2 separate regions of the Homo sapiens genome follow, and region 1 is linked to region 2. A link is an interaction called in ENCODE POLR2A ChIA-PET data of the cell type or tissue named here. Cell type or tissue: endothelial cell of umbilical vein. All regions are shown on one strand. Links, peaks and the distances in the headings refer to the core of each region. The heading gives the core; the rest is flanking DNA. Region 1 overlaps EYA3 (EYA transcriptional coactivator and phosphatase 3). Region 2 has its middle 24 kb from the start of EYA3.

Region 1 (11,333 bases), core at 1,692-9,691, 97 kb after region 2:
AACTTTTAACTTTGTAGCACTATCACTTGGTGCAGCTGTGCCACTTACCATTCTGTAACCGTGGTCTTCTGTTCAAAGCTTTATCTGTATATTGTCTGTTTTAAGCGGACATCTAGTGGGGCCTGGTTCTCAAAAGTGGTGTCTTTCAAGTTTTTGCAGCTCCATTGTCAAAACAGGAGTGAAGGCTGTCCAAAAACAGTTGACCATGCCATTAGCATTTGGAGAGCTAGCAGCCTTTAGATACATAATAATAGGAGCCAGCACTTGAGTTTTATTTGATTCTCTAAATTTGTAGTTTTTGTTGCATAGTTCATTGTTGCTGCTTTTGTTTTTAAACCTGCAATTGAATATTATTTTTATTCACACACACACACACACACACACACACACACACACACACACACACACACGATGATCTGTATTTTTTTAAAAGTGCCTGGCTTTTTAGTCATAGCTGTATGTGGGGTAGGGCAGGCAGTGGTTGTATACATTTTTAGGCGAGTTTGCCTTGGGTTCTATGGTGGTTATAAGAGCCTAAAAAAATTACTTAATTATTGACTAACTTCCCTCACTAGAATTTAAACTCCTTGAGGGCCAGGACTTTGTCTTACTATTTTATCCTTCAGTGGCTGAAATGGTTTCTAGGCACATAGTTGACCCTGATATACTTAATGGGTTTGCTGAATGAATGAGTGGCACATGTTAGAAATAATTTGGCTTAGTTGGAGAAAAAAGTGTTATTAAGCCCTATGAACTTTCTGGGTCAGCAGACCAAGTTCCCCTATAATAAAAGCCAACTATTGCTCAGAGAAATTTGTGATTTTAATACAGTACTTGTTAAAAACTCAGAGTTATCAACTAGCTAATCAAGCCATTAAACTTTCTAGCCGGGATATAATAAGAGTTTATGGCTAGTTGTTTTTAAGGTCTACCATTTTACCTCCAGTACAATTCATTAAGTGGTTTGAAAATTGTTAGATTTGTAAAACCACCTTGTCAATCAGAGTACATTTTCCCCCATAGAGATCAGATATGACTGAGTTGTACCTCCCACCATTATTAAGTTATGGAGAAGTAGCCGGGCGTGGTGGCTCATGCCTGTAATCCCAGCACTTTGGGAGGCTGAGGTGGGTGGATCACCTGAGGTCAGGTGTTCAAGACCACCCTGACCAACATGGTGAAACCCATCTCTACTAAAAAAAATGCAGCATTAGCCGGGCTTGGTGGTGCATGTCTGTAATCTCAGCTACCTGGGAAACTGAGGCAGGAGGATTCTTGAACCCGGGAGGCGGAGGTTGCAGTGAGCCGAGACTACCATTGCACTCTAGCCTGGGCAACAAGAGTGATACTCATCTCAAAAAAAAGAAAAAAAGGATATGGAGAAGGTAGGACAGAATTAAAGATCAATAGGTGAAAAAGAGGATTGTATGCCAGGACCAGGGCCAGAAGAAAACTGAACTAAAAATGGACTTGCTGGGGAAGATAAATGATTAAATCAATTCTTTATTTTATTTCCCACCTTAAATCACCTGTGTTCAGTTTTATTGCAGGCCTGCCTAGGATAATGTACTGATAACAAAATCTGGAAACCATTCAAAATTCTTTTCCTACAAGAATGGTTAAAACCATTTACAGAGTCAGTTACCCTGTATATTGTCATGTTTTGATGCTTCCTCTTAGGAAAAAGGATGGCTTAAGCCACAGTAGGAAAGAAGGTGAATATTGGTTGAAAGAAAATACCTTCTGTAAAGCTATAAAACCTATTTCATTTAGTTGTTATGTTTAGGAAAGTAAGCCCTTAAGAGTCCTTTAGTTCCCCTGAAGCAAAACGTGCTATAGAAAATAAAGTTACTCTGGATAGTTAGGAAATTTGTTTTTGTTTTTGTTGTTTTAATTTTTTTTAATTTATTTTTTGAGACTGAGTCACTCTGTCGCCCAGGCTGGAGTGCAGTGGCGCGATCTCAGCTCACTGCAACCTCTGCCTCCCGAGTTTAAGTGATTCTCCTGCCTCAGCCTCCTGCATAGCTGGGATTACAGGTGCACACCATCACACCTGGTTAATTTTTGTATTTTTAGTGGAGATGGGGTTTCATCATGTTGGCTAGGCTGGTCTCAAACTCTTGACCTCAGGTGATCCACCCACTTCAGGCTCCCAAAGTGCTGGGGTTACAGGCGTGAGCCACCACGCACCTGGCCATAGTTAGGGAATTTGAACCCTAGCTTAGCTGCTGACCCTGAGGAAGAAGCACTGGATGAAGAATTGGGAGATCCAAGTTGTCATTTTGGTTATCTTCCATTATTTTTGCTGCTGTGGACAAGTTACTTTAATTCTTCTTTGTCCTAGGTTCTTCATCTTAAAGCTGGGGTTGCAGCAATAGCTGTAACTGAACTTACTGTCTTCTGGATTGTCTTCTAAGCCGAGTACCCTTAGGGAAAGGGATGAAAATTATCTAATTTTGACCAGAGCACTTAAGTTTCTATTGCATTTGTTCTCCTGCCCTGTTCTCAATGGAAGTTTTCTTACTAATTTTCTCTCTGGGGGACTTTGTTAATGGGGCAGGTAGTCAGTTAGTCAGGTCTACCTGATGGTGAACCCATATGGTGTGTGTACCTGCAGTAGGAACCATGTCTAAGTGTGTTTATGATAAATGAGGACAAGGAGTTTGAGAACAGTACTGATAATATCAGTTACATTGTTCACCTGAGAAAAGTCACTGGTTAGTGCTAGTCATTGAGATTTTGATTAAAACCCTAGTAGAATGAACCTATGACAGAAGAAGTATAAAACTTAACCCAAATTACTTGTCTTTATTTTTATTGTTTTATGTGAATGGAAATCAGCATTTTCTTTCTTTTTTTTCTTTTTTCTTTTCTTTTTTTTTGAGACAGAGTCTTGCTCTGTCACCCAGGCTGTAGTGCAGTCATGCGATTTTGGCTCATTGCAACCTCCACTTCCTGAGTTCAAGCGATTCTCATGTCTCAGCCTCCTGAGTAACTGGGATTACAGGCCCGTGCCCACCATACCCAGTTCATTTTTATATTTTTAGTAGAGATGGGGTTTCACCACGTTGGCAAGGCTGGTCTCAAACTCCTGGCCTCAAATGATCTGCCTGCCTCGGCCTCCGAAAGTGCTGGGATACAGGCATGAGCCACCACACCTGGCCTCAAATTACTTAAGACAGCCCAAGTATCATATAAGGTACATTTTTATCTGACCAGAGTAATATTTAATATTTTCTGAGTTTTTCCAGGCTCATTGTTAAAGTCTCTAAATGCTATGTCATTGTGTTTATTGATCCACATTAGTAATCTATTATTTGAGTAGAACTCAAGAAGCAATTCTAAATGCTTTGGAATTTGGAGGACCAGCTCTATTTCTCATGTAATTATGTTGTATTAGGAAAGGCGTAACTTGGGGCAAGTGACAGCAAACAATATCACAGTGTAAGATTTACCAGAGTTCTACTGCTTTACAGTAGGTCACATTGCAGGTGAGTCATTTTTCAGCCTCTGGAGAAGATGGGCTGGAGGAATTGGATTTAGCTGTGATTTCATTGATATTATTAGTATGAGCTGTGAATTGAATATATATCCTTTTAGGCCTTTAATAAGAAGAATTGAAGACTCAAGTTGAAACAGAAAGATGTTTCAAATGTTTTGTTTTTAACCAAGTGTAAATGTAGCTATCCCACACAAAAAAGCAAAACGAGTGTTTGTTTCCTTTGCCAATGTTGTTTATCTCCTTATAAATCTGTTCACTTAAAACACATCTATTTTCAGTTTCTTCTAACCTTTTACATAATATCTTTAATATCTTTTAACCCCATCAATCCTCTAGCTTCAAGCACAAATGCCAGCCTGATATCTACTTCTTCTACAATTGCCAATATTCCAGCAGCAGCAGTAGCCAGCATCTCAAACCAGGTATGATGCTACCTTTGTTCATCCTGTTTGATAGAGTTCATCCAGCTTGCTCTTTCTTCTTTCCATGGTCAATTTGCCTATCTAAGAAACAACCAGGAATAGTATGGGCTGTGGAGACTTTTTTCTGGATACCTTCAGAACTCGGACCCTGGATGGCATCTTAGGTTACTGTCTAGTTTTTGTTGTTCCTCTGCTGGGTCTCTCTAGAATATGGTTATGTCTGTTTCTTTACTGTATTTGTCTTCACTTCCTACTCTGCCCCTACTAGAATGTAAGCTGCATGAAGGTAGGGATTTATTTTTCTGTTTTGTTCATTTACATATTCCCAGAGTATAGAAAAATGCCTGCCACTTACATCAAAGGCACTTGATAAATATTTATGGAATGAACAACTCATTCTTTATGAATTTTTTGTGGTCTATTCTTGATCACTGTTATGTTAACTATGCTTAGGAGATCACTGGTAACACCTTCAGTGTTCTAGAGTTTTTTATTTTTGTTTTGATTTGTTTTCTCTACAGCAATTATCATCACCACTGTCTCCTTGGATCTTTTCCTGGCTACAGTTAACATTACTATTCTGGTTATTATACTGGTTTTGCTTTTTTTTTTTTTTTTTTTAAGATGGAGTCTCACTCACTCTGTCGCCCAGGCTGGAGTACAGTGGTGCGATCTTGGCTCACTGCAACCTCTGCCTCTCAGGTTCAAGTGATTATCCTGCCTCAGCCTCCTGAGTAGCTGGAACTATAGTCATGTGCCACCATGCCCAGCTAATTTTTGTGTTTTTAGTAGAGATGAGGTTTCACATGTTGGCCAGGCTGGTCTCAAACTCCTGACTTAGAGTGAACCGCACCCGCCTTGGCCTCCCAAAGTGCTGGGATTACAGGTGTGAGCCACCGCGCCCAGCCTTGTTTATTCTTTTAGTCCACAAATATTTATTGAGTTCCCACCTGTGTACCTGGTATTTTTCTAAGGACTGTCTCTTTCTCTCTCATAGCTCTTCTTTTTGACCCTGTCTTTGAACGTGGACAGTCTCTATTTGGTTTTTCCACATGTTAATTACTTCATCCACAGGGATGTTTAACCACATAATGTCCATTTACTGTCACCAAAGATTCTAATCCTCCCTCATGATAATTACAGCTTCCAACTGATTGACATTTTTTTCTTTAATGTCTTGCTGTTTCCCTAAGTTCAACATATGTAAAATCAGACTTTTATTCCAGCCCTTTTTATGTCTCTTTGTCTTCCAGAAGTAAAACCACTTTTCCCTGACTTCTTAATTCTTATTAGTGATACTACATTTTTCTTAATAAACCTAGGCCTAAAACCAGACCAGATATCTTCCATTATTTTTCTCACAACCTTACCCAATCTGGTCATTTCTCAAAATCTTTGAGAAGAATTTCTTTTGCTTTTTGCTATCGTCTCCAATGTTTTGGTATTTTCCCTTTTAATCCTGAATTACCATAGTTAATTGCTCATTTTATTTCCAGTTTTTTCCCCCTTGTGCCTGTTCATTCTCTAAAATACTATCTCATTAATTTTTTCTAAATCCCACTTTTTGTCATGTTACTGACCTGCTCAGAATATTTTCATGTTTTTTGTTTGTTTGTTTGTTTTTTGAGACAGAGTCTCGCTCTGTCACCCAGGCCAGAGTGCAGTGGCGCAATCTCTGCTCACTGCAAGCTCCGCCTCCCGGGTTCACGCCATTCTCCTTCTTTTCATGTTTTTATTCGTTGGTTTGAATTTGAGAGTCCCCATTCCCTATTCCCTAGCCCACAGGCTATATACTATTGCCTAAAGAATCCAAGTCTTATTGCTTTACCAATCATTCAGGCCTACAGAGGTCCTTTGTTTCAACCAGACTCAGCATCTGTGGTCCCTGAATAAAATCTCCTCAGAGCCTATTCATGTTCTTACTTTCTCTGCCTATTAATCTCAGAAAGCTTCTTCACCATCATACTTTACAATGATAGTTGTCTGTTCTGTATTTCAGTCATTTGACATATATTTTATTGCCATTTTGTTGTCTGTCTTCTCTCCTGCTAGATTTTTAACTCCCTTGAGTTCTGCTAGTGTGACTTATTCTTTTCTTTAATATTTCCTTCTTCTGCCCATGCACAAATACACACATACATATAATTATATTTGGTTTATGGTAGAGATACCCAATGACTAATTAGAAATAATGTATCTGATCAGTTAGCTTTTTCCTACTTGCCATCATTATCAGTGTCAATGGAATTTTTTTAGCTGCGTATTTGAACTGTCATACCTAGTTTTTTTACAGCTTTATTAGGGAGTAATTGACATACAGTAAACTACACAGATTTAAATTGTACAGTTTAGTAAGTTTTGCCATATATGTGCCTATGAAACCAAAAGTTTTATCCCAATATTTTAAGAAACCTTTTTTTTTTTTTGAGACAGAGTCTTGCTCTGTTGCCCAGTCTGGAATGCAGTGGTATGATCTCAGCTCACTGCAACCTCTGTCTCCCAGATTCAAGCGATTCTCCTGCCTCATCTTCCCTAGTAGCTGGGACTACAGGTGCATGCCACCATACCTGGCTAATTTTTGTATTTTTAGTAGGGGCTGGGTTTCGCCATGTTGGTCAGGCTGGTCTCAAACTCCTGACCTCATGTGATCTGCCTGCCTCAGCCTCCCAAAGTGCTGGAATTATAGGCGTGAGCTCCCGTGCCTGGCCTTTTTTTTTTTTTTTTTTTTTTTTTTTTGAGACAGTGTGTCACCTAGGCTAGAGTGCAGTGGTGCAGTCTTGGTTCATTGCAACCTTTGCCCCCTGGGCTCAAGTTATCCTCCCATCTCAGCTTCCCGAATAGCTGAGACCACAGGCGTGCATCACCATGCCTGGATTTTTGTTTGTTTGTTTGTATTTTTAGTAGAGAGAAGGTCTCACTATTTTGGCTAGGCTGGTCTCAAACTCCTGAGCTCATGCGATCCTCCCACCTCGTCCTCCCAAAGTGCTGGGATTACAGGCGTAAGCCACTGTTCCCGGCCAGGAAACTATTTTTAAAGAAAACTTGATTGTTTTAGGTAGATAATCAGGTTGTTTTTTGTTTGTTTTGTTTTGAGACAGGGTCTCGCTTTGTCACCCAGGCTGGAGTGCAGTGATGCAATCTCGGCTCACTGCAACCTCCGCTTTCCAGGTTCAAGCGATTCTTGTGCCTTAGCCTCCCAAGTAGCTGGGATTTCAGGCATGTGCCACCACGCCAGGCTAATTTTTGTATTTTTAGTAGAAACAGGGTTTCACCATGTTGGTCAGGCTGGTCTTGAACTCCTGACCTCAAGTGATCCACCCATCTTGGCCTTCCAAAGTGCTGAGATTACAGGCATGAGCCACTGCACCCAGCTGATAATCAGTTTTTAAATTAAGACATTTTAATGTAGGATATGTGCTTTTTTTGTTTGCTTAAGTTTAAGTTTTGTTTTGTTGTCCTTAGAAGTGCTATTATCTAGTGCAACAGTTTGTAAACCTCTTAGAGTAGAATCTTTCCCTCAAATTCTGTGCAGAAATTCGGTACATAAAACTGGGGGAAGAGGCTGTTAGAGTACAAAAAGGGACACCATGTGTATGTTTATGAGAGTACAGAAGACCCTTCCCTCTCAGCATTTCCTCATTCCAAGACTGCTCCTGGGACATCTCTTGACTTAGGTTTCCACAGAATGCATTTTGAAAATCATTGATTTAGATTGGAGACTTTTAGGTAGGTAAATGAGAAGTCAAATTAATGTTTTAGAAAAATAATTATGAATAAGAAAGAGGGAGAAGAAAGCCTCTTGTGTTGAGATTAATGTATGCTATAAGAGTCTTGTTTTCTTATTTCCTTTGGCCTGCAGGATTATCCCACCTATACTATTCTTGGTCAGAATCAGTACCAGGCCTGCTACCCCAGCTCCAGCTTTGGAGTCACAGGTCAGACTAACAGTGATGCAGAGAGCACCACATTAGCAGCAACCACATACCAGTCGGAGAAGCCTAGTGTCATGGCGCCTGCACCTGCAGCACAGAGACTTTCCTCTGGTAAGCACCGCAGCTCTGAAAACTTTGGCTTAAGGTCACTTCATCCAACAGTTGTTTTTAGGCAATGGTAAGGATGATTTTGTTCTGTCTTAAGTCATTGTTACCATGCTTTTGGCTTTCCCTCTGAGGTGAGGAGTATTGGAAGCAGGCTGTGAGTCATTGGTAGGCTGAATGTATACCTGATGCTGAGAACGGAACAGAAAAGTATCAAGAACTAAAAGACTCTTTCTGACTCGTACTCTACCCTCCCTGTAGCTTTAACCCACTTGCCACAGGGAGCTTCAGCATGTTATAATATTTTGTAAAAGTTGGAGGACTCCAGTTTTAGTCTTGCGCAGGTTTTGAACTGCTGCTAAGGCCTCAGAGCCATAGTTCTTTCTATGTCCAGGATCCCTTTAAGATTCTGAGGAAAGCATGGTCCTTTTCCCTCAGAGAAATATATACAATTTAACCTACAATTTCAGTATGCTCACAGCTCTGAAGTGTATCAATGAATTACAGTGTCCAACTTAAAAACCTTTGACATAAAAGATTAGACACACATTTAATAAACATATATATACACACACTTTTTATTTATATTTAATGAAAATTTGGTAGTTGGCTTTCACATCATGTGGTTCGAGGAAAGCACTGTTTATCATTGGCACTGATGCATGTTTAGAAACAGTACTATATAACAAGTGAACAGTTTTCTGTGCGGTCACCCTACCAGTCTAATAAGTGGACATACAAATGGTCGCCACTTCAAACTTACATAAATTTGAAATAATTACAAGTGTTGATTAAAAACTAAGGTTTTAAAGTCATTTTTCTAAATATCTTTGTTATAACAATTTTAACTTTTGAATATTGGAGAATTTCAAACATAGAGAAAAGTTGCAAGGCTAGTGTGATGAACACTTACATATCCATCATTCATCTTCAACAGTTATCAACTTATAGACAATTTTGTTTCAGCTATACATCATCTAGCTCCCTCCCCAGATTCCAGGCATTGTTCTCTAAAAGATAAGTATGGTACTTATTAACATAACCACAATGGCATTATCCCATCTTTAAAAGTTCAATATTAATAATGTCTTAATTTTGTATTATCAAGTACCAAAATGTATTTGTATTTCCAGCTTTCTCATAAATGTTATGAGTTTTGTTTCCCTTTTGTTTAAAGTAGGATCCAACCCATTCCACAGTGTATACATATTTCAAAACAACATAAAGCATATACAGTTTTTATCGCATTAGTAAATAGAAATAATAAATAAATAGAAAATTTGAGGAGGGAAAATTAGGATCCAAATATAAGGTCCATAAATTGTGATTGGTAATTATGGGTATTTTGTGTTTCATCTCTATTTTAACCTATAAATCCTCCCGTCTCTTTTTCTCCCCCTTGTAGTTTGTTTGTTGAAGAAACTGGAGTGTTGATCCCATACTGTTTCCCAGTCTGAATTTTGACAGTTATATCCTCATAAGGTGGTTTAACATGTCCTGCTGCCTTCTGTATTTTATAGTAAATTGGTGAATGAACAGTTGTTTTCAACTGTTGGCAATGTATGGAAACATTTTTGGTTGTTACACTAGGTGGGGCGGTGCTTCTGGCATCTAGTGGGTAGATGCTAAGGATACTGCTTAACCAAACATCCTATAATGCACAAGACATCCCCCCACAACAAATAATTATCTGATCCAAAATGTCAGTTGTGCCAGGTTGAGAAACTCTAATCTACAAGTTTGACCATGAAGATTCAGGTTCAGCTTTTTCTTGGCAAAACAACTTCATTGATATTTTCTTCTATCATGGGGTAAGCATATAAAGTCTGGTTATAACTTTTCTGATGTTAGCCAGTGCTGATGCTCAATGCCTAGATGTACACTTCATAATTGCTTACATAAGGTTTAGCTTTCCAACCTTTATCCCTGCATTATGACTCACAAGGGCAGAGAGTCCACTAACCCTCTTCCTGCCCTGATTCTTATAGCCTGTGACTCCTGACAACATATGTTTCACTTTTTCTTTCCAGGAGACCCTTCTACAAGTCCATCTTTGTCCCAGACTACACCAAGTAAAGATACTGATGATCAGTCCAGGAAAAACATGACTAGCAAGAACCGGGGCAAGAGGAAAGCTGATGCCACTTCTTCCCAAGACAGTGAATTAGAAGTATGAGAAGAAACTGATTTAGTTACCTACTTTGTTCTTTCTCACTTCTTAAGTTTATCAAACATGTTTTTGAAGCTCACAGAGATAATGTGCACTATGTTATGTGCCCTTTAATTCCTGAGCAAAATAAACTAAATTGGCCACGTTAAAAGAAAAATGTAAAAAGAACAAATTATTCTGTATATTCCAGAAGAGAACAGAAACAATTCATCATATTCAGAAAGCAGAGGGAGTTACAAGTAAAGTCATACTGTTCTCTATTTAAAATTTTAAAAGGGTCAGGTGCGGTGGCTTACATCTGTAATCCCAGCACTTTGGGAGGCTGAAGCGGGAGGATCGCTTGAGACCAGCCTAGGCAACATAGTGAGACCCCCATCTCTAAAAATATATATATACAAGAATTAGCTGCACACCTGTAGTCCCACCTACTTGGGAGGCTGAGATGGGAGGATCACTTGAGCCTGGCAGGTTGAGGCTGCAGTGAGCTATGATCGGGCCACTGCACTCCAGCCAGGGCAACAGAGTGAGACTCTGTCTCAAAAAGAAAAGAAATTTAAAAGGAAAGGACTAGAGTGCTTTTAGCCAAGTTTCTGTAAGGCGCAAACAGATCTGGTAACTTATTAATGAGACTGGTGCTGATTTATTCTGTAGTGTAAGTACTATATGAGTTTATTATGGACATACATTTGACTTCATCATTAAAGACATAAAGGTCATGCAGAGTGCTAAAATTAGTGGAGTTTTTGTATTATCTTTTTGTTTTCTGTTTTCCGTTTTTCTATAGTGCTATTATGTACTGAGGGGAAAATACATATTTAACTATGAATCCATTGATAAGTGCTCTTAAGACATAGGTGAACTGAGCCTGTATTTGAAGCCTTTTCTCTTTTTTCAGAGGTTTGGAGTGAAGAAGAAAGAAAGAAAAAGTAAATTTCTGATATATTTCTTAGGAAAAACTGATAACTCATTTTTTAATTGTCTAAAATATACATAAAATTTACCATTTTAGCCATTTTTAAGTGTACAATTTAGTGTCATTATACATTCTCAATATTGTCTAACCATCACCACTGTATATTTCTAGAACTTTTTCATGATTCCAAATGAAAACTCTGTACCCATTAAGCAGTAACTCCCCATTCTCCCCTTCTTCTAACCTCTGGTAACCTCTATTCTACTTTCTGTCTTTGACTTCTTATTCT
Region 2 (11,333 bases), core at 1,741-9,740:
ATACCACATTTTCTTTATCTACTCATCGATTGATGGGCATTTAGGCTAGTTCCATATTTTCGCAATTGCAAATTGTGCTGCTATAAACATGCGTGTGCAAGTATCTTTTTCATATAATGACTTTCTTTCCTCTGGGTAGATACCCAGTAGTGGGATCAGAAAGTCTTCTCTGATTTCTGTTCCCAGGCTGGGATAAGTGCCCCCTCCACAGTGCCTCCCGGACATCTCTCACTATTACAAGAATAAAGCTGCTCTCTGTCTCAGCCCCACTGTCTTTGATTAGTCCTTCCAGTGCTAACAGCATGGACTTTGGAATTAAAAAACACATTGTTTAAGCCCAGCTTCTGCCACTTCCAAGTAGCTCTGGGCTCTTGGGTCCACACATACTAAGCCCTCCAAAAACTCCAGTTCCTTGCGCTCTTTCCTCCTGGTTTCTTGGAAGGTACCCTTAAGTCTCAGCTTGCACTGGAACCCTGGCATCATCCTCACGTCCTACATGGCTCATGTCCTCATGTTCTACAGCCTTCTAGGGTGTGGCAGGCACATTTTCATTGCTTGACCTGTCTTCCTATGGGAAATTGTTCCTCCTCTCCCCAGTCCAGCTCAGTCCCTGTGGTTTGGGTCTTGGCAGAAGACCCAGGACTGGCCAATCCAAAGTCTGTATTCTTTTGGCCCCGGTGATTGGTCCAGGGATAGGCCTGTGAGTTAATAAGATCCTTCATATTTATTATATGGACATTAGAGGAAAGACGGTCTCTCTCTCTTTTCCTTCCCGCTCACCATCTTTTTTTCTTTCTGTCTCATTATAAGATGCGCAGCAGTGGGCCGGGTGCGGTGGCTCACGCCTGTAATCCCAGCACTTTGGAAAGCCGAAGTGGGTGGATCGCTTGAGCCCTGGAGTTCGAGACCAGCCTGGGCAACATGGTGAAACCCTGTCTCTACTAAAAACACAAAAACTAGCCGAGCATGGTGGCGGGCACCTGTAATCCCAGCTACTCATGAGGCTGAGGCACAAGAATTGCTTGAACCCAGGAGGCGGACGTTGCAGTGAGCCGAGATCATGCCAGTGCACTCCAGCCTGGGCAAAAGAGCAAGACTCCGTCTCAAAAAAAAAAAAAAAAAAAAAAAGATACACAGCAGTGATGGCTTGGCACTACCAGCAGCCATCTTGCTACCTGTTTGAGAATGAAGCCAAACAAAATCAAATAAACCCCGAAAGATGGAAAGAGAGTTCTGATGCTCTCCTTGATCCAGACATGTCTGAAGTCCCTTTGAACTACTTTTTTTCAGCTAGTCTGGGTTAGATTTCTGACATTTGCAACCAAAAGAATCCTGACCAATACATGGGTTCACTTTAATATGTAAACAGGCCTAGCATAGTGGCTCCCGCCTGTAATCCTAGCTACTCAAAGGGCCAACATGGGAGGATCACTTAAGGCCAGGAGTTTGAGACCAGCTTGGGCAACATAGCGAGACCCATATCTCTTAAAAAAAAGCAGACAGGGTGGCTAGATCTAAGGCAGCCTGAAGATGAGCCAGCAAGTTGAGGATAGCAGAGTGGCAAGAGCACAGAACTTGGGCCCTTGGGCCGGGCACAGTGGCTCACATCTGTAATCCCAGCAGTTTAGGAGGCTGAGGCAGGCAGATCACCTGAGATCAGGAGCTCAAAACCAGCCTGGCCAACATGGTGAAACCCCATCTCTACTAAAAATACAAAAATTAGCTGGCCATGGTGGTGTGGACCTGTAATCTCAGCTACTCGGGAGGCTGAGGCAGGAGAATCACTTGAACCTGGGAGATGGAGGTTGCAGTGAGACGAGATCAAGCCACTGCACTCCATCCTGGGTGACAGAGCGAGAGTCTGTCTCAAAAAAAAAAGAACTTGGGTCCTTGATGACACCAGCCAGCTGCTGAATTAATTAACTCTGGATCCCATCTAATTTAGGACTTCTTAAGTGAATATTTCCTTACTAAGTAATTTTGATTTTTTTTTAAAAATTAAATATGGAATGCTTTATGAATGTTTGTGTCATCCTTGCGCAGGTGGAGGTTGCAGTGAGCCAAGATCGAGCCACTGCACTCCAGTATGAGCAACAGAGTGAGACCCTGTCCCCTACTAAAAAAAAAAGCAGTTTTGAGATTTAATTCAGGTATCTTTTAAAGTGTACACTTCAGTGGCTTTTTTTGTTGTTGTTGTTTTGTTTTTTTGAGACAGGGTCTCACTCTGTTGACCAGGCTGGAGTGCAGTGGTGCAATCATGGCTCACTGAAGCCTCGACCTCCTGGGCTCCAGAGATTCTCCCGCTTCAGCCTCCTGAGTAGCCAGGACTACAGATGTGCACCACTATGCCCAGTTAATTTTTCTTTTTTTTTTTTCAGTAGAGATGAAGTCTCATTATGTTGCCCAGGCTTGTCTTGAACTCCTGGGCTCCAGTGAGCCTCCTGCCTCAGCCTACCAAAGTGCTAGGATTACAGGTGTGAGCCACCATACCCTTACTGATTTTTAGTGTATTCATTGACAAAGTTGTGCAACAATCACCACTAATTTCACCACCTCAAAAAGAAACCCCATACCCACTAGCAGTCACTTCCTGTTCCCCCCCACCACCGCATGCAACCATTAATCTTAACAAGGGATCTTCGGGGAAAGCGTCCAGTCTTTCACAAGGAAGTATGATGTTAGCTGGGGGTTTTTGTAGATATCCTTTATCTGGTTGAGAAAGTCCCCTTCTCTCCCTAGTTTGTTGAATGCTTTTAAACTGTTAGATTTTGTCGAATGTTTTTAGGCATCTATTGGAGGGGTGGGTTTTGTTCTTTATTCAATTAATATGGTGTATTACATTAATTGCTGTGTAAATATTAACATAATGGTTCAACACACTCCTTGAAATAATGATATTCATTTGTAAGCTCAGGTGAGCCACATTATAAGAGCATCTGATAGCTGACAATCCAGCTTACACAACTGTAGGCTTGTTTAATTAGGTTAACAGATTTTTTTTTTCTCTACCAAGTTTTTCTTTTCTCTTTTTTTTTTTTTCTGAGACAAAGTCTTGCTCTGTCGCCCAGGCTAGAGTGCAGTGGCACCATCTTGACTCACTGCAACGTCTGCCTCCCAGGTTCAAGCAATTCTCCTGCTTTGGCCTCCTAACTAGCTGGGATAACAGGCATGTGCCACCACACCCAGCTAATTTTTGTATTTTTATTTAGTAGAGATGGGGTTTCACCATGCTGGCCAGGCTGGTCTTGAACACCTGACCTCAGGTGATCCGCCTGCCTCGGCCTACCAAAGTGCCGGGATTACAACCGTGAGCCATTGTGCCTGACCACTACCAAGTTTTTCTGAAGAAGAAAATTCATTGTTAGTGAAGGGGTTCAGGACATGCCACCCCAAAATATGCCACTCTGGCATATTATTTTGAGCTGAAGCCACTTGAGAAACAGCCGGTGCAGGAAGAACCCTCTGAATTCCATCTTTTTACCTAAATACAGTTCATAAAATTTCCCATGAGAAAGATGCCCTCTCTGTACCAGGAAGAGAAGCACATTCCCATCACCGGAGACTGAGGGTTGATGGCGCAGTGGGCCTGTACAAATGAACCTACTAAAATAACCCCATGTATTTCCTAGTCATTGTCCCACAACTAACTGCCTTTAGCTCAAGCCTCTTTGTCTTGTCACATCCCCACAATTTGTCATTCTTTTTTTTTTTTTTTAGACAGAGTCTCTGTTGCCCAGGCTGGAGTGCAGTGGCACAGTCTTGGCTCACTGCAACCTCTGCCTCCCAGGTTCAAGCAATTTTCCTGCCTCAGCCTCCCGAGGAGCTGAGACTACAGGCACCCGCCACCAAGCCCAGCTAATTTTTGTATTTTTAGTAGAGACGGGATTTCCTCATGTTGGCCAGGCTGGTCTTGAACTCTTGACCTCAGGTGATCCACCAGCTTTGGCCTCCCAAAGTGCTGGGATTACAGGTGTGAGCCACCAAGCCTGGCCTGTCATTCTTTTGTTGTTGTTGTTCTCTTTATAGCCGGCTCAGACTCCAGTTCACATCACCCACCGATTTATTATTCTTTATGTAAAAAGGTATATAAGCATTTGGGCTTAATTAATTCTTTGGGTTTTCACTTTCCTTCTGACGACTCCTGTGTATAGATAAAATATTTAAAAACTTTGTATGCTTTTCTCATGTTATTCTGTCTTATGTCTGTTTAATATTAATACTTAGGCCAGGCTGGGCGTGGTGGCTCACACCTGTAATCCCAGCACTTTGGGAGGCCAAGGCAGGTGGATCACTTGGGGTTAGGAGTTTGAGAACAGCCTGGCCAACATGGTGAAATCCCGTCTCTACTAAAAATACAAAAATTAGCCAGGCATGGTGGTGCGCACCTGTAATTCCAGCTACTCGGCAGGCTGAGGCAGGAGAATCACTTGAACCCGGGAGGCGGAGGTTGTGGTGAGCCGAGATCGTGCCTTTGCACTCCAGCCTGGGCGACAGAGTGAGACTGTGTCTCAAAAAAAAGAAAGAAAAAAAAAAAAAACTTAGGCCAGCCATAGAACCTAAGAGGGTAGATGGAAGTTTCTTCTCCCCTGTAGGAGCATATACAGTATGATGCAAAAATGAGATGCTTAGGCTTTTCAGGAACTATCTCTGTTGATTTCTCTGCAGCTGAAAAAAGCTACAACATGCACGGTAAAATGTTGTCTTGAGCTGTGGCCTAACTGGTCAAAATGGGTCTCAGCGCAAGGTCTACTGACTCCTCAGGGCTTTCATAGCCACCAAAGCTGCTGTGGAATTGATCACTGGTCTCTAGGGGGCAGGAGTGTCTTCTCTTGACAGGAAACGAAATGAGGTTAGAATAGAGATAATGGTCTGTAGAAGTCCACCTTCTCCCTCTCCCTACCACCCCACCCGCCTCCAGTTCTCTATTCTGGAACTTCTGCCCTGAGAGGAGAAGCTGCTGCTGAAGATCTTGCTCCAGATGGAGAGAGTTGTGCATTTAGCTTGCCCAACTACCATTTTGAGGACATCGTCTAGTTTTGTGTCCAGTGTTCCTTCCTTGGAGGAACTTCCCCCATCCCCACACCAAGTGATACTCACATGGCTGCCAATCACAGAACGCCACCTCTCTGACCACAAGAGTGACTCAATCCTGGGTCAACTGGACTTTCTCAGGACTTTGGAACTGTGGAGACACTCAGGGATGGAAGGAAGTGGGAGCTGAGTCATTTGATGTGTTTCCCCTAAAGCAGTGCTTCTCATAAGGGGGTCCCTTGACCTGCAGCAACAGCATCTGGGAACCTGTTAGAAATACAGATTCCCGGGCCCCAACCCACACCTACTGGATTAGAAACTCTAGGGGTAGGCCCCAGCAATCTGTGTTTTAAAAACCCCTCCAGGTGATTCTGCTGCATACTAGGGAAACCACAAGTTTCTGTAAGTGGGATTCCCAGAGCTTACCTGCACCTTATCCTTTTCTTGGCCTTGGCTGTTGAGATCTTCCTTAGATTCTTTGGTCTTCCCAATGTCTTTCTAGTAAATTCTTTGTTTTGTTTGAGCAACTCAGAGTTGCTTTCTGTTGCTTGCAACCTAAGGACCCTGACTAATGGTCCTCCCATCTAATTCATATCTACACAGACCCTTCTTGAACCATGGGCCTTCCTGCCGTATGTAGACTGCAATGGTTTGACTTCACCCTGGTCTTTGTATTTTGCTTCAACGCCAAACCATATTAACTCCAAAGCAGAGCTCAGTGGGCATCTGATTAGGCTCTTTCACTGTCCTGCCTGTTTATTCAGTTGCCTCCCCAGTAATGCAAGTCTTTATAAGAACATCTCTTATTCCTCCATTTAGTTGACATCTCTGTTTTTTTCGTCTTAGCTCCCAATCTTCTTCTTCTTCTTTTTTTTTTTTAACTATTAACAACACACCAATGGCATAATGAAGTTTGTTTTTTTCTTTCCTATATGAGTTAAGGAACAGAATAAGCTGCTTTAGTAAAGAGGCTCAAAAATACAGAATAAATTTATTTATTTACTTATTTATTACTGAGACAGGATCTCATTCTGTCTTCCATGCTGGAGTACCATGGTATGATCATAGCTCACTGTAACCTCAAACTCCTGGGTGTAAGGAATCCTCCTGCCTCAGCCTCCTGAGTAGCTAGGATTACAGGTGCTCACCACCATGCCTGGATCATGTCTCAGAGCAGCCTCAACCTCCTGGGCTCAAGTGATTCTCCCACCTCAGCCTCCCGAGTAGCTGGGATTATTGGCATGGGCCACCATGCCCAGTTACTTTAGGGTCTCATTATCTTGCCCAGGCTGGTCTTGAACATTTGGGCTCATGTGATCCTCCTGCCTCCACTTCCCAAAGTATTGGGATTACAGGCATGAGCCACCATGCCCCAGCTAGAGCAAATTTATTTTGAATCTCTTGTTTTACAGGTTTTGTTTGTTGTTCTTATTTTGTCTTTTGTTGTTGTTTTATCCCTTTAAGCATATGGGTGATTCAGGATGAGTCCAGAGGTGAGTAAGGGGCTCTGCTTCAGGTAGTCATTTGGGGATACAGGTTCCCTCTATCTTGTTGCTCTGCCGTCTCCAAGGACATCATTGAAGCATCTATATACAAGCCTGTGGTAAGTGGGGGAAAGAGGAAGTAAATGGCTAACAATTTCACTTTAGGAAATGATGTAGAAGTGATGATCACATGAATCTATACATTTTCCAGTGGTGAGTACTTAGTTACATGGTCACACCCAGCTAGCTACCATGGCAGCGGTGACCATGAACTATGATCTGGATCTGGGCAGCCATATACCCTGCTATATCTTGGGGTGAAAATTATTTTATTACTAGAAGAAAGGGGGAAGTAATGGATAATGGAGACAGTTAGCAATCTTTTCACACTTTCTAACTCTGAGCCTTGTATCCAAGTGTTGAAAGTTCAAATGCCTTCACAGGGGCTAGGCAGGTGATTAACTGAGTAAAGCAATCTAAAAGGAGTGAGGTGACTGTGACAAAGTAGGATGCACTGTGTCCTGTCTAAAGGGGGTAACAGTTACTTGATCCCTTCCCCTTCTTCATTAACAGAATTCCAAGCTTGTTTGAGTGCCCAGCCTTGGAGCACAAATCATAATTTTCTATTATCAATCATGAAATTCTGTTTCTAGTGTCTTCAGCCTCCCCTGTGTCTGGGAATCTCCATATGACTCAGCCAATGGGAGAGTTAAGGAAGTCTGGCGGGGGACTTCTAGGAAAGCTTTTGTTTTCCTAGTAAAGAGTCAGCCATGACTGGAGCTTTCCCATACCAGTTCTTCCTGATTTGAATGTGGGTGAGATGCCTGGAGCTGGGGCAGCCATCATATGACCTGGGGTGGCAAGCAAGAGGGGAAAACCAAAAGAACTGTGGTGATACTGAGCTAGAAAGAACTAGGGCCAGAACCTGCCTGACTCCAGACATCTTGTCATGTGAATAACACAAAAAACCAAAACACCTATTTGTTTAATGAAACTTAAAATTGGCTTATCTGAACTTCATGGCCGTTCAAAACTGATCTAATCCTTCCAGATTTATTTTTCAAGTTTCAATTATTTATTAATCAGGGTAATCTCCAACACATTACATCAACATGATTTCATGTATTTAGAGGACAAATATTTCCTGATTAAATGGAAAATTGTGCGGATGGCTTCAGAAAGACCTTCATTCGAAAGCAGCTTTAATAGTGAAACACTTCATTTACAAATCTGGACCTTCTTTCTTCAGTTTGCTATAATCCACATTCACTGAGTAAAACTTGGATGGATTGTTGGGACCCAGTTTGTTACAGGGCTCTGGGTTATTCTTTCTTTCCTTTTTATTTATTTTTTTTTTTGAGACTGAGTCTCGCTTCGTCGCCCAGGCGGGAGCACAGTGTCACGATCTAAGCTCACTGCAACCTCTGCCTCCAAAGTTCAATCAGTTCTCTTGCCTCAGCCTCCCGAGTAGCTGGGATTACAGGCACATGCCACCACATCCAGCTAATTTGTTGTATTTTTAGTAGAGACAGCGTTTCACCATGTTGGCCAGGCTGGTCTTGAACTCCTGGCCTCAAGTGATCTGCTCACCTTGGCCTCTCAAAAAGCTGGGATTATAGACATGAGCCACCACACCAGGCCTCTGGGTAATTCTTTCTGTCCTAACATCCGGATTGAACAATGCCAGACTTAAGACATACAATGCTTTTCTAATACCTCTAAATCCAATAAATACAAAGAAGGGATCAAGCTCAGATGCTTCTTGGCCTGACTGAGGATCTGCTGGAGCTTGTCTGCAGCAGAGGTCTCCCATTCGAAAGGAGAGAACCAGCCTAGCTATCAGGCCCTGGACTAAGTAGTATCTGCCCCAGATATTTTAACATGTATATTCACTTTGTATAAAGATGAAATGCATACGCTGCTTTGTAACTTAAAAAAGAAGTACTGGCCAGGTGTGGTGGCTCACGCCTGTAATCCCAGCAGCTTGGGAGGCCGAGGCAGGCAGATCACAATGTCAGGAGTTCAAGACTAGCCTGGCCAAGAGACCAGCCTGGCCAATATGGTGAAACCCCATCTCTACTAAAAATATAAAAATTAGCCGGGCGTGGTGGTGTGCACCTATAATTCCAGCTACTCGGGAGGCTGAGGCAGGAGAATTGCTTTAACCTGGGAGGCGGAGATTGCAGTGAGCTGAGATCACACCATTGCACTCCAGCCTGGGCGACAGAGCAAGACAAGGCATTTTTCATTTTGATGACTGCAGAATATCCACTGTATGTGTATAGCTTAGCAGCTAATCAATCCTTTATCATTGGACATTCAGTTAGTTTACAGTTTAGCTGTTTTTATTTTTGTTTTTGAGAGGGCAGTTTGCTATTGTAAACAATGCTGTAACGGACTACCTTTTAACTAAGCCTCTTCTTTTTTTTTTTTTGAGACACAGTCTCACTCTTGCCCAAGCTGGAGTGCAGGCTCGGCTCACTGCAACCTCCTTCTCCTGGGTTCAAGCTATTCTCGTGCCTCAGCCTCCCATGTAGCTGGGATTATAGGGATGTGCCATCATGCCCATCTAATTTTTTTTGCATTTTTAGTAGAGATGGGGTTTTGCCATGTTGACCAGGCTGGTCTCGAACTCCTGACCTCAAGTGATCCACCTGTTTCGGCCTCCCAAAGTGCTGGGATTACAGTGAGCCACCGCTCCCAGCCTTAACTAAGTTTCTTAATATACTCTTATAATTACATTCTTGATTATTTTCTTAACTTTCCAGAAGTGAAATGGCTGGGTCAGAAGACAATAAATAGCAATCTCTTTTAAGTAAAATGATGCACTTGCTTTTGGTTCTGTTTCTGCTACTTTGAGTAAGTAATCACTCATTTATTCATCATCCATTCACTTAACAAGCACAAGAAGCACAGAGTAAAATGTGGTCCTCGTCTTCAAGGAGCTCATAATGGAATGGCAGAGGCAGGCAGGGCAACAGTTAATGAGAAGGAGTGACAGTTGTGGTGGCGGCTTTCGACAAGGTTTCCAGTGATCCCTGCTTCCTGATATTCATGCCCTTGTGTAATTCCCTACCCATGAATATGGGCTGGACCTAGTGAATTGCTTCTGATGAATGGAATATGACAAAAGTGATAGGATGTCACTTCTGTGATTAGGTTACAAAGAACTGTGACTTCCATCTTGGTAGCTCTCTCTCTCTTTTCCTTGCCCTCTCATTTGCTTGGTCTGATGAAGCCAGCTGCCACACTTACTTGATGGAGAGGCCTATGTAGCAGGGAACCCAGGGAGGCCTCCCGCTAGCAGCTCTTGAGGAACTGAGGCCTCAGTCCAACAGCCTGTGAGGAACTGAATTCTGCCAACAATCATGTGAGCTAGGAAGCAGATCTTTTCCATTGAGCCTTCGCTGACCAAGGACTTAGCCAAGCCATGCCTGGATGCCTGATCCATTAAAACTGAGAGAATGAATTGATATAGTCTTAAGCCCCTACATTTTGGAGAATTTGTTACATGGCAGTAGATGACTAATACACAAGCAGAGTGGTACAAATGAGTGTGTGATAGGTGCAGGCATGAAGGAGAAGCATGAAACCGCCATGGTGGGGAAGGGCCACGTCTGATAGGAGTTCTGAGTGGAGGGCAGGCTTGCATTGCATTTTGCAAGCTAAGAAGGAATTAGGGGAAGAGAAGAAGTTTCCAGAACAATCAAGCTCTGAGACCATTTCCCTAACCTGTGTTACCAGATCACTTGTTGCACCCTTGGCTAGAGGTAAATTCACTGTGAAGTTAGCAGAGTTTAAGCCCCAGGGCCCCTCACCTGCACAAACTCCTTTTAAAGCCCAAGAAGGGTCCTAGTAATGTTGTATTTATAATTCTGCATTCTTTTTCTTAAGGAGAGCCACCTAATTTAGGCCCCTGCATCAATGGACTTGCCAAGACCCTTTTAACGCCCTTCCTCTCGCCCCTTTCAATCTATAGCATATACTTACCAGTCCTATTTGGCTCTGCCTCCTCAAATACTGTTTCTCAGCAGCTCATCCTAGCCCTTCAGCCTTTACTTCCTTAACCTAAACAATCCAGGTTCTGGAGTTTTCCCTACAGGCCCTGTTCTCTACCTCTTTAATCATCTTTACTGCTGTTTTTGTTTTATTTTATTTATTTATTTTATTGAGATGGAGTTTTGCTCTTGTTGCCCAGGCTGGAGTGCAATGGCGCAATCTCAGCTCACTGCAACATCCGCCTCCCAGGTTCAAGCAATTCTCCTGCTTCAGTCTTCCCGAATAGGTGGGATTACAGGCATGCACCACCACGCCAGGCTAATTTTGTAGTTTTAGTAGAGATAGGGTTTCTCCATGTTGGTCAGGATGGTCTCTAACTTCTGACCTCAGGTGATCCGCCCACCTTGGCCTCCCAAAGTGCTAGGATTACAGGCGTGAGCCACCATGCCCTGCCTTTTACTGCTGTTTTTGAAGACTCAAAAAAGTTTTTCCTTAAGTGGTAGTTTCCAGAACGGATGTGTTTTTGTAAATGGCAAGCCTGGTTCCTGACCAAATGGCATTCGAGCAGGGAGGGCCACGTGGGGCCCTCAGAACAGCCTCTCTGCCCATTGTTTCCCTACCTCCCACCCCCAACTTCAGAATGACAAAGTTTCATCTGATGAAAGGAGGGAGTGGCTGGGGAGAAAGTAGAAGGGGCAACAGGAGAGGGGGCAACAGGAGAGAGGGTACCCTTCCACTTCCTTAGAGATGGGACCTCTCTTTTAAGATGCTTTTGGCAGTATTTCAAGCTGCTGATGGGCCCAAGAGGGAAGGAAACTG

Evidence for each region. Peaks named below come from ENCODE experiments on the same cell type or tissue, not always from the same donor. Only the 100,000 strongest peaks of a DNase experiment are listed, where the experiment ranks them.
Region 1: POLR2A ChIA-PET joins it to region 2 with 12 read pairs; 2 of 35 experiments call an interaction of 5 or more read pairs at or near these places.

The regions. Positions count from the first base shown.
Region 1 is chr1:28,009,745-28,021,077 of GRCh38, reverse strand. It overlaps EYA3 (EYA transcriptional coactivator and phosphatase 3), which reads left to right. Exons shown (of 18, transcript NM_001990.4): 8 at 3,839-3,924; 9 at 7,784-7,967; 10 at 9,992-10,131. Among named protein-coding and RNA genes, the nearest start is that of XKR8, 55 kb to the right of the region's middle. In endothelial cell of umbilical vein, for the core only: no CTCF peak of the experiment used is centred there; no DNase peak of the experiment used is centred there.
Region 2 is chr1:28,106,709-28,118,041 of GRCh38, reverse strand. No RefSeq gene overlaps it. Among named protein-coding and RNA genes, the nearest start is that of EYA3, 24 kb to the right of the region's middle. RefSeq lists enhancers at 4,544-4,593, 4,644-4,703. In endothelial cell of umbilical vein, for the core only: a CTCF peak has its summit at 4,787 (motif pointing right); DNase peaks (open chromatin) are centred at 5,151 and 7,281; H3K27ac peaks cover 1,860 bases.